Linked DNA regions of Mus musculus: region 1 is linked to region 2. The links are chromatin loops, found by intact Hi-C in ENCODE. Cell type or tissue: left cerebral cortex. All regions are shown on one strand.

Region 1 (5,000 bases), 45 kb before region 2:
CACACTCTTCTCACCTGGGCTGACAATGCTCCCTCCCAGAGCCAAAGACCACCCAATAAAAACCCAAATAGAAGACATGAGAAGCCCTCTTTTGAGTTGTTAGGATTGTAAACTAAAATTTCTTTTTCTGTAGGCATAAATTATTTCATGAGCACATACAGGGAAGAAAGGCCAGAAGGTTTTCAATGGATTGCCATCTCTGAATACTGCATTTATTCTAGTAAACAGAAAGGGCAACTGAACTGTGCTGTCGGGGCTGTCCAGGAGATCCCCAAAATAGACAGTCCATTTCTATTGACCTAGGGTGCATGCCCAGAGGTGGAAGGACTTGAGAAACAGGAATCAGAGAACCCTGAGCTGTAATGCTGCCTTCTACTAACACTTGTCCTTATACCCACAAATAAGCGCAGTCCTCTCCCCTCATCAAGGAAACTTTCCTTTGACAGAGATGGAGAGCAATAGAGAGGACCACAACCAATTAGAATGCAGAGTGTAGAACTCAGTCCCAATGGATAGATCCACACCTAAGGTATTGTGGAAGAGGGGACAGAAAGCAAGGTCAAAAACTTTGTTGTCAAATTGTGTCTCCAAGTAACACCAGACGCTTTGTTTACACTGTCACCAACATGACTGCCCACACATGCAGATAGTACCAGTGAGCATGCCAAAATGAACAGAGAGGAGCCATTGAGGCCTCAATCCTACACAAAGAACTACAGGCAACTAAGAAAAGCTAAGAGCAATAAAAGGGGTCTTCTCTAGGGAGGAGCACACCAACTGGCTGTCCAGTGCCAACCAGTCAGCCCTGAAACGTACATACAAGTGACACTAAACACACTGAACTAGTATATCTAGGAGTATTTATGTACATAGGTATAAGCATAGGATAACGATTAAGTGGGGGGAGGGAACATGGATTTGAAGGAGAGAATGGGAGGGTTTATGAGAGTGTAAAGAAGTAAAGAGGAGGTGTAACTATAATCTCAAAAATAAAAATTTTAAAGTTGAATATAAATGGAAAATATTAATATGAACTGCTTGTCTTTCACTTCGCCCTCATCGTCATCTGCCCCTCCTCTAAGCTAACGGAACTTTTTTTTTTTTTTTAAAGAACGAGTCTCTCTATTACATAGCCCTGGCTATCATGGAACTAGCTGTGTAGAGCAGGCTGACCTTGAACTCAGAGATCCACCTGCCACTGCCTTCCAAGCGCTGGGTTAAAGGGTGCGCCACCGCCTGGCAGAAAGGCACATTTTGTTGCCTTTCCAAACCCTCACCTTTTGGTGGTACTTGGCACGTGTAAGTCAAGCGCTTCCTTATGCTTTCAAAAGCACGTATCCGCTAGTAAAGAAACTGGGTCCTAGGGCCGCTATTTATTTTGTTTATCTGCTCCCCATACCCCACAGTACTCTCTCGACAGCAACAAATAACGACCACGAGGTGACAACTGGTGAGTCATTATGACTTTCCGTTACACCAGCACTACATTCCCAGCAGACACATAAGGAAAGGAGTCTTGGGATGTGGAATAGAGAGAACGCCGCAGGATGAGGATGCTCCAGGTCCACTGGGGTCTGCAGGCCGGCGGTCTCTAAATCTGGAACCTACAAACTGAGGTCTACACATCTGGAGCCTACACACCTGGGGTCCACACATGTGGGATCCCCTCACTTGGGACTCGTAATGGCAAGTGGGCTTAATACGAAAGCACAAGAGGCACAGGACAGGACAAACTTTGCTGGGCAGCGCAACTTTGAGAGTTCATTAGGGAGCCGCAACAAGTGAGTGCGCATGCCCAGTCGGCAGGGAAACGCAGACTGGGAGGAGCGAGAGCGGCCGGGAAGCTGCTGGCTCCCCCGCTGTCCCCGCGTAGGCCAGCGCTGCCGCGCGCCTTCCCGGCTCCCGCCCGCCCCCGGGCGTCCCCGGCCCGCTCACCAGTCAAGCCCCACTGCTGTAAGTCCGGTTCCTGCACCCGCGTCCGAAGCGGCTCCGGCCCGTGTTCGGCCGGCAGCGCCTGCAGGAAGCGCGGCAAGCCGCTCGCCATCCCGAGAGGCCCCGCGCCTTCGCTCCCGCGCGTGCGGAGTACAACGCACCGCCGCCAGAGGGCGCAGCTCGCGCGCCTTCCCACGCTTCCTTAGCACGCAGGTGCGGAAGACTCTGGTCTAAGTGTGCGTCTGCGACTAGGACCTAGAGGCTGCCTTTGCTAAAAGCTCTGACTCCTAACTTGGGTTGCTTGGGTAGCTAACAGCAAGCTCAAAACTTGGCAAGCTCCCCACCCCCCCTTAATTTCTTATCTGTCTTCTTTAAACTTTGGGTCCGATTCCTGAGCAGCTTTCCATGTTTTCAGTTACGATGCACATGCCTAAAAACTAGTACTACAAGGTAGATACGTCTTATATTATCTAACCTTTTTCTTCATGTATGACTAAAAACACCAAAATAAGATTAACTTTATCTCTTAAAATGTGTAGTGACAAGATACATTCAAAGAAAAGACCCTGGTGGTACATTCCTGTAATCTCAGCATTGGGGAGGCTGAGGCAGGAGAATTTGTGAGTTCAGTCTAGCCTGGGCTGCAAAGCAGGAAGGTGTCAATAAATAATAAAGATCAAAGCTCAGTTAGCAGAATGCTTGCCTCGAATGTACCAAGCCCTCGGGTGGGGCATGAGGGTGAGCACCTGTAATCCTAGCCCTAGGGAGCTGTCGGCAGGAGGACCGGAGCTCACGGTCAGCCTCAGCTACACAAGTTTGAAACCAGCCTAAGGTGCAGTAAACCTTTTCTTAAAAATAAAGTGCGAGAGAACTTCCCCCCCCCCCATCCCCTCAAGATTCCAAGAGTAGCCATTCAAACAGAACATCTATGTGTGATAAAAACAAAAACAAATAACAAATAACTAATGGCCACGTTGTCCTAAGAAGGACCAAGGCTGGCCCCACTATGCAGAAGTAGTCCTCTAATGACTAAGGGACTTTACCCATCCCGTTATACAGACTTCTCCAGGAACACACAGAACCAGAACTGAGGTACAACCAGATCAAGAGGGGAGATGTCAGATACACCAAGGTCATCGCACCCCTCTGTGATCAATTATCCCGTTATACAGACTTCTCCAGGAACACACAGAACCAGACCTGAGGTACAACCAGATCAAGAGTGGAGGTGTCAGATACACCAAGGTCATCGCACCCCTCTGTGATCAATTACGTTGAGGTTAAAGATTAACTCAAAAAAAAAAAAAAAAAAACAGTTCTCAGTGGGTACTTGAAGTTTCTTGTTTATAATATGAACTACTAGTGGGCTCTTACAAGAACATAGTGTGTTATCTGTCCCTTACCAGTGGAACTGAACAAACTTGCCCCCGTTTTCCAATAGAGCTGTATTGAATACAGTCCTTTTTTCACTAGTCGTTTTTCCATTTGATTGGGGGGGGAGGGGCAAATGGCTGGACCTGGTTTGTTGAGAGTCCCCCCAAATCAAAACTCTGGCAGCACTTCTGACCGTACTCTTGAGTCCCCAAGTCACTAGAAATGCTTACCAAGGGTTGGTTTTGAGTATCAGCTGTTATTTAACCAACACTGCCATCGTGTGCCTCGTGTGCCAGATTTCCCCTGTACTGGGGAAATAGAATTCAGTTAACAGTCCAGGCAGACAGTGCTAAAGCTGTAGCTGGAGGCACTCCGGTTCTCCTGAAGTGCTTTCCACTCACTTATAACCGCTTTCTTCCCCTCCATCTAGGAATAAAATTAAAATTGGAAAGAAAGTGATTGATGCCGACCAAAGCCATGGGCGTTGCATAGTGGGGCTGGACTGACCCTGTAGGCTAGCTTGTCGGTGGCAAGGCTTCCTCAAACTCCTGAGAGGAAGGTGTGACTTTCAAGGGCTTCTCTGGAGTGATTTTGCATCTGGTCTCTCTGTCTCACTTCCTTCTCCCCAGGTTCTAATCTGCTAAAGCAATGCAGTCAACCACTCGCCACTTATTCAAAAGCATTCCTATTTTCTTCTTACTTAAAGTAATCCAGAGAGAGATAAGAATCTAGCTTTAAAGGAAGCAGACTGCTGATACATTGAATCTGACACTTAAAACACAGCTAAGAAGAAAAAAAAAAATAAGTAGCTGGGAAATTCCAGGTCTGTGCATGAGGTAACATGAAAGTTTTACTCTGGCTCTTACATGAAATGAATCTATAGAGGGCAGGGTGGAAGCAGAGAGACAGTTCAGAGGCCATCACAAAAGCATGGGCAGGAGGTGGTGTGTGGTCAGCGTGATGCAGGGTAGCTATGAGGAGTAGATACACTGAACAGGTCAAGCCAGTAGGAATCACCTAGAGAGAAATGGAGTGGAGGAGGCTCGCTTTTGGAATTCAGCCTGCATACATGGTAGAAAACGTCACATGAAGGAAAGAAGACAGGATGAGGGATTCAGAGACTATCATGAATCCCCAGGTGTCCTGGAAGTGCATGAAGACAGAGTATCCCCATTCAGTATTGGTGGGAACACCAATTAGCACAATCATGAAAATGGCGAGTTGCTCATACATCTAGGACTAGAACAGTAATATGACGGAGCAGTTCCCCTACTGCACATATATCTAAAGAAGCGATCATCTGTTTCAGAGAGCTATCTGCACCTCCATGCTTACTGCAGCTGATTTTCTAACAACAGCCAAAAGGTAGAATTGGAGGACACCATGCTGGAAGGACGGCAGTGGGCAAGTGGAGAGGCACAGCCCCGGGGGCTTCATTTCTGGCTTGCTTCTAGCTGCTGTTTGCCGTTGCTGTCTTTCTCATATATCTAATGTGGTGTGAGTGGGTCTGGGAAGACCCTCACTGCCTATAGTCTGGTGTGGTTGCCTCTTGGGAGACAGCCCACTCTGTTGGGCAACTTTCCTACACATCGGTATGAAGATGAACTTTCATAAAATAATATCGTTTAGATGAAACTAATGATATTAGAGAATTCCTGATTTGATTTAAATAGTTTTAGGAAGTTAGAGTCGTT
Region 2 (5,000 bases):
ACCACAAGTTCAAGGCCAGCCTAGTTCCCAGAGTGAGTTCCAAGCCAGCCAGGTTTGCATAGCAAGAACTTGGCTCAAGCAACAACAAAATATACAAAATCAGAAAAGGATTTGCTCTTCTAAGTTTGAAAGTCTTTTAAATAATTTGCCGTCTTCCAATAGGTTGATTAAAGAACCTGAGGCTTTTAGTTAGCTATCCTGGCTTAATCTTGAAGGGCTAGTGTTAGGATCCAGCTGAGGCAGTAAGCAAGTGCTAGCACTGGAGGTGGGGTCAGCAAGTGTGATTATTCCCTCCCCCTGCCCCGCCCAGCATTGAGGTGGGGTCAGCAAGTGTGAGTCTCCCCCTGCCCAGCTCCCTCCTTCCTTCAGAGTCTACATAATAAGAATCAGTAAGCTCTTCCACGTCTTAAGTTAGAACTAGTATTAGTATTAACTAGGGGCATTCTGCCTAGACCAGTTCTTCCTGTGTGTAGTTCAGAAAGGCAGGAGTGGAACTGAAATGCAAGATTTAAGAAGCATTGGCTGTCAGAAGCACTTGAACTCCCTAAGGATAATTTGACCCGCTGCAGGAATGGCATGAGAATAACACAAATACATGTAAGCAGATACGTGAGAATTCAAACTCCTAATTATACACGGATTTGAACAGCTGCCTAATATTTTACCCAGTGTACTCTCTGTGAACTTGAGCACTGAGCCCTGGTTGGGTTTCTAGGGCCCTTTTCCTTCCGAAATCCTTTAGCAACTGAATGTTTGTCATTATTAAAATGGGTCTGGGATTTTTTTTTAATCTGAAGATTGCTTTCGTTCAAAAATAAACGGAAGCTCTGCATCTTAACTTTTCTTCTTTTACAATGTAAAGGTCCTCTCATTGAGCTTGTAAAGATATTGAAGCACTACACTGCCAAGAATGTAATCTCTACTTATGGGCACTAATACCACAGGCTTCTTTCAAAGCCTGTACTTTTAAGTAGCTTCAACTCTCTCGTTCTGCTTAGAATATGCAAAACTACAAAAGCATCATTGATTTCTAAACCAAGCTGAAGGTAAGGCTAGGATAGGACCTTGAACTTAAAACAACTGAAGATACAAAGAGTAGTTACTGATCGATACTGATCGATGATCGTGTGCTGATTCACCAATTCATGCACTTTGCTCTTCTGGCCATATTAAAAGATTACGTCACTTACCCAACTATGATAAATCTGATGATCCAAAAGATGTATTCTTGCAATGCAAAGAATAAAGAAATGGCCCAAATGGACTGACTAGCTCATGTCAAAGGGGTATAGAAATCATTTCAAAGTGGCCCCAGTGGCCAAATTTGAAATAAATGTCGAGCAATAAATAACCTAGTATTGGATTATAACCTGAAACACAAAGATACCTGAGTCCATGCCATTATAGGTAAATGATTGGAAACATTATCAGAATGGAATAAGTAAAGCCCCCACACAGAATTCTAAATATTTTAGTTCTTGCCCCTCAAGGAAATGAAGCAAAGCTCTCTCAGATGTACTGCATAGATTAACTTCCTTTAGAAATCTAGTGTGGGAAGGGGTGAGGGATAACTGCAGAGGAGAAGTCAGACAGACTACCTCAGTCAGATGCCCACATCAATACAAGCATTGGCAATCACTGGTAGTTGTATGCATGAGATGACCTCTGTGGTGTTTTTCCTTCAGATGATAGCCCAGGCTAGGCAGGAGAAAAGTACCATGCAGGCAGCCTCAGGATGATCTACGAATACCTTACTCCCCTGGAACTGTTGAAGTCATCAAAAGCCAGTCTGAGAGAGAGAGAGCTTCCTAGCATACAGGAGCCTTGAGGAAGTATCCATGGTGAGAATTCAAGAAGAGAAAAAGAGATACTAAGTAAAAATTGAAGAACTAGTAACAATTGTGTACTCTGGGTAAAGAATGATGTGTCAATATTGGTGTTAAACTAATAAATGCACCACCATGACATGTTCTCAGGAGGAAAACAAGCACGCAGAACCTCTCTGTCGTCTTTGCAACTTAAGTCTAAAACCGGTGCACAAGATTTTTGTTTGTTTGAGTTGTTTTAAGTTCAGAGTTTGACCTGAATTACAGTGTACTAAAAACTTCTCAGACGAATGTTGGATAGTCGAAGATGGCTCGCTCTTGCAGAGGACCTGGGTTTGGTTCCCAGAATCCATATAGTGCGTCACAACTGTCTGTAACTCCACTTCTAGGGTATCTGTCTCCCTCTTCTGGCCATCGTGAGCACTGCATGTGTGTGGTGCACATGCATGCATGCAACAGCACTCTTTAACAGATAAAATAAATATTTTTTTAAAAAAAGAATATAGGCTGGGACCATTTGTTTAAATGACTGTTTCTTCAATTGTGCTCAGATTACATCGCTCTAATAAACCATAATATAACTTACGACAACAGTTTTGTTTCCTGTGATAGATAAGCATAAATTACAATTGGGGGCTTTGGTGGTATAAGGTTAAGACTTCTTGAAATCACTTAGATAAGTTGCTCCTGAAGGCTGAGCACATTAAACCAGTAGTCCCCAGCAGGAAGATGGACATGATGGACAGGTTATACCTAAGCAAGGTAATTGTATTTACTATTAGTCTGTCTTGCCTAACAGCATGGTGGAAACAAACCCACTCCAGACTTTTGACCTGGAACTCCCAAGGCATCATGCACTTTTCTCTGCTGTAGTGTTTTTAATAAATTCCCACTTTCCAGTTGAATAATGCCCACGAGTCTTCAAGATCCAGCTCCTCTCCTATCCCCCCACCCCCACCCTCCCAAGAACAGCTTCCTGACCCCAATGTGACCTCTGTACTCTCCTCTCATCTGGTAGATTCTGGTAGATTCGATTCCTCAGTCACTTTTTTTTCCCCAGACAGGTTTTTTTCTGTGTAGCCTGGCTGTCCTGGAACTCACTCTGAAGACTCAGAGATCCACTTGTCGCTGCCTCTTGGAGTGCTGGGATTAAAGACATGTACCAACCAGCGCCCAGCCCTCACTCGCATTTGATGGATGTCCTTATCACATGACACAAAGACAGATTCCTTTGCCTCATCGCTCTCTGAGTTAGTAACTAAGACAGATGCCTTGCAATTAATCTGTATTCCCAGTGCCCAGTGTAGTGCCTGGAGCATGGTGGGGCCTCAGTACATTGATGATAATTAATTGAATGAACATACTTAACAAGAGAGGTAAAAAGCATGAATACGTTTTTAAAGGATTAAATTGAATAGTGAACATCACTCTCCTAAAAGGAGATTAAAGAGTGCTTAGTAATAGCGCTTAGAACCAACTTGGTGGCCGACTGTTTTTGCAGAAAACTTTCCCGAGTAGACCACTGATGTGAATCTGAGGGCTAAAGCACTGTATGGTTTGAAACAGGTGTTGGTATACAACGTATTTCTTCAATCAAGCAGGTTTTAAAAAGTCAAGATCTTAAAACAGAAAACAGGACTTATCTCCTCCTCGATTCTCACCATGCACGAACGCCTGCTGCTGTGTCTTCTTGCTTCTCCAGCTCTCCAGCCCCTCTGAAGCACCCACTACCTCTCCTGGCTGTAGCTATTTATAGACCCGTTTATTCCCCTTCACTCAGTGAAGACCTTAGCACCTAACTCAATGCTGTGTCTATAGACACAGTCATTCCTGAAGGTGATGTTAATATCTATGCAATTAGTACTCCATCAATCCAATGGATTAATTAAGTAGGATGAGGTTCAGCTATATTTAATAGAAAAGTGATAGTCAACAGTGGTCTAACAAGACTGATATTTCTTTCCCCTTCATATAAAAAGTCTAAAATATATCATTTATGAGATGATTCCATAGCTGCATGGTTCCTTTTCCATTCTTTTCTTTTTGTGGGGGAGATGGGTGAGACAGGGTCTCACTATGTAGTTCTGGCTGTCCTGAAACTGGTTCTGTAGAGCAGGCTGACCTTGAACTCACAGAGATCTGCCTGCCTCTGCCTCTCAAGTCCTGGGATTAAAGATGTGCCACCATGCCCGGCTCAGTTCCCTTTTTTTATTCCACTGCTTTTAACTACCTCGTGATCTGAAGTGGCTGCTGGAGCTCTGGCCATTCTATGGACACCCTATACACAAAGAAAGAGAAACGGAGAAATTCTACTTACCATTTCCCCCTATCTATCTATTAGGGAGGCTAAGAAATGCATCTCTGTGGAGACAGACAACATCCTAAGGTTAGAGTCAGTGCTTCAGTAAAGAGGAAGGAAATCAATGTTAAGGTAGACCTCCAACTCTCTTTGCTACCTCACTGTTCCTTTTGAGTAATTACTTTCATTGTTTAAAATGTTAATCTATGTTTGAGTGTTTTGCCTACATGTTTGTATGTGCACCTGAAGGTGTTGTAGCGCCTGGAACAGATGATTATGAGCCACCTTGTAGGTGCTGGGACCAAACCCGGGTCCTCTAAAAGAACAGTAAGGGCTCTTAACCACTGAACCATCTCATCAGGGTTTATGACTTCTAATGGCTTTATGGTCGGCCTCATCTCACCGATCTACACACTTGTCTAAGATTCTGCCAGTGCTAATGACTGCAAGACCACTGAAACCTCAGTGGCAGACACGCTACTCTCACAGGACACCTCTCACTGTCTCAGCTCACTCAGTCTCTCCTGTGTCCAGAGTTCTTTGACCCCACTGGGCCCTCCATCAGCCTATTTTATCTTCACTTCCAGCCGACTGGTTTCAAAACGCTAGTCCAATAGTATATTCCCAGCCTACCTGTGCTCTCACTCATTAGCTGTTTGCATTAATCCACACAGCTAATCACAGTAACAGAAAACACCGCTTTGATGAGTTTGGGCATCACATAGAAGTAAGTCTTCTGCAGTAACTGCCATCACGTGTCTAGTCAATTCTCTGTCCTACTTTTTATTTCATGCCTCCTGGGACAACTAAAAAGGTTGCTTGGTAGAGGCGTACGCGGAATATGAAAATGTGGATCCACTATGCACCGCTGTCCA

Evidence for each region. A loop is a pair of places that touch in the nucleus more often than their neighbours do. Peaks named below come from ENCODE experiments on the same cell type or tissue, not always from the same donor. Only the 100,000 strongest peaks of a DNase experiment are listed, where the experiment ranks them.
Region 1: it touches region 2 in a loop (2.3-fold over the local background); 16 of 42 quality-filtered maps call a loop at or near these places.

Annotation. Positions count from the first base shown.
Region 1 is chr3:97,608,128-97,613,127 of GRCm38, forward strand. Chd1l (chromodomain helicase DNA binding protein 1-like) reads right to left here and starts at 2,063. Exons shown (of 23, transcript NM_026539.2): 1 at 1,936-2,063. The coding sequence starts at 2,044. It also overlaps a transcript of Fmo5 not described here. In left cerebral cortex, CTCF peaks have their summits at 1,232 and 2,093 (motif pointing right); DNase peaks (open chromatin) are centred at 1,835 and 2,076; H3K4me3 peaks cover 1,424 bases; H3K27ac peaks cover 954 bases.
Region 2 is chr3:97,652,875-97,657,874 of GRCm38, forward strand. Fmo5 (flavin containing monooxygenase 5) reads left to right here. Exons shown (of 9, transcript NM_001161763.1): 9 at 1-2,413. Among named protein-coding and RNA genes, the nearest start is that of Prkab2, 2.8 kb to the right of the region's middle. In left cerebral cortex, a CTCF peak has its summit at 2,236 (motif pointing left); DNase peaks (open chromatin) are centred at 2,221 and 4,701; H3K4me3 peaks cover 392 bases; H3K27ac peaks cover 269 bases.